2 separate regions of the Mus musculus genome follow, and region 1 is linked to region 2. A link is a loop called in an ENCODE intact Hi-C map of the cell type or tissue named here. Cell type or tissue: heart. All regions are shown on one strand.

The links. Peaks named below come from ENCODE experiments on the same cell type or tissue, not always from the same donor. Only the 100,000 strongest peaks of a DNase experiment are listed, where the experiment ranks them.
Region 1: a loop joins it to region 2, with 4 times the contacts of the local background. A loop is called at or near these places in 3 of 42 quality-filtered maps.

Annotation. Positions count from the first base shown.
Region 1 is chr9:119,841,476-119,843,975 of GRCm38, forward strand. No RefSeq gene overlaps it. Among named protein-coding and RNA genes, the nearest start is that of Scn11a, 17 kb to the left of the region's middle. In heart, a CTCF peak has its summit at 1,547; no DNase peak of the experiment used is centred here; H3K27ac peaks cover 273 bases.
Region 2 is chr9:119,791,143-119,793,642 of GRCm38, forward strand. Scn11a (sodium channel, voltage-gated, type XI, alpha) reads right to left here. Exons shown (of 27, transcript NM_011887.3): 14 at 1,195-1,371. Among named protein-coding and RNA genes, the nearest start is that of Scn11a, 33 kb to the right of the region's middle. In heart, a CTCF peak has its summit at 1,542 (motif pointing right); no DNase peak of the experiment used is centred here.

The DNA of each region.
Region 1 (2,500 bases), 50 kb after region 2:
TAACTAATGTAGATGGTAAGTTTCCTGTTATATGTATTTAACCACAATTTTAACGTGTGGTTTAGAGGCAAAATAATGGCTCAGCAGTTAAGAGCACTGACTGCTCTCCCAGAAGACCTGGTTGCACTCACATGGCTGTAGCTTCAGTCTCTGGGGATTTAATGGCTTTTTCTTCCTCTGTGAGGACTGTGTGCACATGGTACCAAACATGTGCATACATACAGGTAAGCACACCCATATACATACAACAAAACAAAACAGTTTTAAGTAAAATATGTTTAGAAAACAGAAAACAACAGCAAGCACCATATAATAAGAGAGCAGAAACTAGGCAAGGGCAAACAGTTTACAAACTGCACTGTTAAATCCTTAGGTTGTAGACATAGCTCAGCGGGACGGTTGTCATGCACAGAGTCCTGGGTTTGAAACTCAGGGCCCAAGATAAATAAGTCATAACAAATAAAAATCCAGTTGTACACTTGCCACATGACAGTTAAAATAGAATAGCCTAGAAACGTGGAGATCCACACACTGTTTCTGCGAGGGCTGCTCCTTAGGGGTGACCCACACAACATCCTGCAGACCACGTTTATTTTAAAGAGAGGTTGCATTGCTAAGCAGAATGACCCCATTCAGTCACTGGCACGACTGCCTGAGCTCCTGTCTGTCTTGCAAAGTTGTCAGAACTGTGTGAAATCTCTCTCTGGGGGACAACCCCCCACCCCACTCCCAGCATGGGATTCCAGGACAAAGTCCAATCTGTTTCAATACTCTGATGGCCAAAGGGCGGAAGGGGCACAGAGCCTCTTCAGACTAGCCACTCCTGCCAGTATAACTACCACCCTGCCACTGTGCTGCCCGACTGTGCTGACCATGGGCCACTGCTGACCTATTGTGCTGGCCACGGGACTGACCACTGTGTCTGCACTCAGCCTTTCCTAGCTCACAGAGCTAAGGTCACACTGGAGATGACTTTTAAGCCACTTCCAGCTTTCCGATCCACTTCGTGGGGTCAAAGGGAGACAGTTACTTTCAGAGTTTGCTCACTGGGTCAGGAAGTGACATTCCTTGAGAAAAACATAACAGAGGGAAGGCTCCCCTCTGAGGAGGCCTGTAAACACGTGGAGGCTCACATTAGGACTTCCTGAATTAGGAAGATGAAAAAAGAAAAGGAAGAAACCAGTCAAATCAGCGGTAACCTTGGAAACTGAGTTCCTGGTGAAGGATGCGGGCCACTGCTGGGCATCTTCCTGAGGGTGGAGGAGGGAGGATTACAGAAAAGCAGAGCTGTTCAGTTAGTACTGAGAGAGGGAGGTGCTAAATCCCAGGAGACAGGCCACTGCTCGCTGTGTTAGAAATTTTAAGGTGTGTGTGTGTGTGTGTGTGTGTGTGTGTGTGTGTGTGTGTGTGTGTGTGTTTATTTATTTATGTATTGTAGTCATATGAGTGCTCTATTGCCTGTGTGCCTGCATGCCAGAAAAGGACATCTGATCCCATTACAGATGGTTGAGAGCCACCATGTGGTTGCTAGGAATTAAACTCAACACCTCTGGAAGAGCAGCCAGTGCTCTTAACTGCTGAGCTATCTCTCCAGCCCAGATATATTTTGGTTTAAAAATTATGTCTAATGCTAGAGAGACAGCTCAGTGGGTAGCATGCTTGCTGTGCAATCCTGGGAATCTGAGTTTGGCTCCCCAGAGCTCATGTAGAAGCTGGGTGTGGCAGCACACGCCTGTAATCCCAGACCTGGGAAGGCCAAGACAGGAGAATCCTGGAGCTCACTGGCCAGCTATCTGGATCTTCCTGGTGAGCTTCATGTTCAGTGAGAGAACCTATCTCAAAAACAATAAGGTGGAGAGGAAAATGGAGAAAGCTATCCTGGTATCTGTCCTCAACACGGGCTCATATCAGCAAGAGATCTGCCTCCCAATGTGCATGTGCTCACGCGAGCCTTGGAGCTAGAGTTAAGGGACTCTGAGCCACCAGACTGTGGGTGCTGGAAACTGAACCTGAGGTCTCTAGTAAAAGATCAGTAACACTCTTAACAGCCATGCTGCCTCTCCAGCTCCTGGTTAAAGATATTGTAAAGAGACTGTATCCCCAGCCCCAGCCCCTTGGATATCAGGCTACTGAGACAATGGACATCAAAGAATTAGAATTCCCAGAACTTGGATGTGGAAAGAGGAAATGCCTAGGACCTGCCTGAGGGTTCTGACAGTACCTTGCAGGATGAACCAGGGCTGAGTCATGAGGGATGATGGGACCACAATTTGACCAGGACCGCTCAGTTATGCAGTTCCTCTTTTCAGTACAGCCACACAGAATAAAGCTCCAATCTTTGCCTTTTGCTCTCATTTCGTTTAATTGGCCTACTGAGAGCAGAATCTGGTCTGAACAACTCAGTTAACCTCCAGATGCTGGGAAGAGACTGTCCAACGCTTGACCAGCAAGTCATGTGCCGGATGTTCCATCTCCCAGACCTTGGGGTGACCACTGCCTC
Region 2 (2,500 bases):
AACTGGGGTCATCAAAATTGGGAGCAAATATGCTACCCTAGCTGAGCAATCTCAGCAACCCTACATTTCTATTTTTAAATGGAAAACATCTTATTCTGGGGCTGGAAAGATGGCTCAGTAGTCATGAACACATGCTGCTCTTATAGAGAAAAGTTCTTGTAGAGATTTCCACACTGGGTGGCTGGTACCCAGGGGCTCCAATACTGACTTCTGGCTTCCCCAGGCACCTGCACACATGTGACACACAAGCACACGAATACACATATCCAAACACGCACACATGCATGCACACACACACACAGACACACTATTTTTATGAAATCTACCTAAACCAGCTGGGCTCGGTGGCACACATCTGTAATCCCAGGCCTTGGGAAGAAGATCGGGAATTTGAGGCCAACCTGGGCTACCTAGGGAGGTGAATGAATTCAAATTTTGTCCTGGAGTTAAGATGTGATGAATTAAGATTTGGTCCAAAATAGTTTTTGAACCTACTAAAGATTATTTTCTTTCTATTCAGGATGTTAGGTTACACGATGAAATAAGAAAGTGGGGCCAAGGGCCAGGTGTGGTGACACATTCCTGTAACCTCAGGACTGGGAGACACAGGCAAGTAGGATCAGAGCCAGCCTGGGCTAAGTAACAAGTGCCAGGCCAGCCTGGGCTACAAAGCAAAACTCTGGATAGGAGAGGGGGAGGGGGAGGGATGGGAAGGGGAGGGCAGGGAAGGGGAGGGAAGACAAGGGAGGGGAGGGAAAGGAAGAGGAAGGGAGGGGAGGAGGAAAGAATGAAATGTCACTCCCTGACCTGAGTTTGAGCTCCAGCAGGATCCTCAGGGTCAAAGAAAGCATCAATTCACACAAGATGTCCTTTGACCTCCACTCATGTAACACACACACACACACACACACACACACACACACGCACACGCACACGCACACGCACACGCACGCACACACATGCACGCACCCACACACGTGCACATGATAAAAGTAAATTTGAAACATAAAAAGGGGCCGGGCGTGGTGGCGGCGCACGCCTTTGATCCCAGCACTTGGGAGGCAGAGGCAGGCAGATTTCTGAGTTTGAGGCCAGCCTGGTCTACAAAGTGAGTTCAAGGACAGCCAGGGCTGTACAGATAAACCCTGTCTCGAAAAAAAGAAAGAAAGAAAGAAAGAAAAGAAAGCGCCTTACCACTCTGAGGGAAGCCAAGAAGGAGAGGTTTTTAGACAGTTTGTGGAAGAGCACGTCAGCGAGACTCACAAGGGCCACAATGCTGTCAAAGATGTTCCAGCCGTGCCGGAAGTAGTGGTAAGGGTCTAGCGCAATGATCTTGAGACACATTTCCGCTATGAAAATTCCAGTGAAAACCTGCAGTGGAACAAAGGACAAGCGGGAGCTAGCTTTGCTTTGGAGGTTCCTGCTTAAGGACGGTCTGAGGGACCCACAGTGCACGGTGCCTGAGGCCATCCTGTGCTCCAGGCACAGGATGCAGAGGCCCAGGCGGCTCACTACACTACCATAGCTGCAGCCACCAGGAGGCGCTAAAAGCCAGGTCGGCTGACTGTTGGGGCAGGGGCTGTGCCCCCAAGACCCAGATCTTTCCTCCAGCTACATTTCTGTTTTAAAGTGTTTTTATTGTTGACTTCTTACGTTATCGTACACGGCAATGTGTTGGATAACATTTTGACACATGCATGTCACATACTCTTCTTGATTGTCTTCCTCCCCTATGCCCTCTGCCCTGCTCCACTGCCCTCCCCCACTCCTCCTGATCTGTCTCACTAGCGCCCCCCTAAGAAGATACTTAAAACTGGAGCGGTTCCTTATTTTAATATTTAAAACTTATGTATTGCGTTTTCAGTTATAGAAATAGAACTGTAGAAGAAGATTGGATATTCTGGAAAGATTTTCAATCCATTTATCCATTAGCTAATTAGAGTAAAGCATCCACTGACTAATTGTTGTTTCTGATATATGAGAGACTCAATTCCCCATGAGGGGGGAAAAAACGCCTCCCACCGGAACCATGAAAGAGAGTGAGCGATCGTTCAAAGTTTGGCTTCCTCCTTATCTTAGGTTTCCCAGTTTAACGGAGACGCACTCAGTTTCATAAGAACCAGTGACATCCGAGTCCACCCATCCTCACTGTCTTTCGGGAACACCCACTCACATCTTCCAGGCCTGGCTCATCTTTCCTGAGAATTTACCTATATACCAAATCTACATTATTTTATGATACTCAGTGTCCCCAGAACAAAGGGCCATGGAGGTCATTACCCTGGGTCTCTGGAGACAGCTTTTTCTTAGAGGGATGGATGTTGTGAGACAGGGTCTCGTGTAGTCGAGGCTGGCACTGAACTTGCTCTGTGACTGAGGATAACTTTGAACTTCTGATCTTCCTGCCTCTACCTGCTGAGTGCTGGGGTCACACACATGCACCACCACGCCCGATTTATGTGGTGGTGCTGTGGACTGAACCCAAGGCTTCCTGCATACT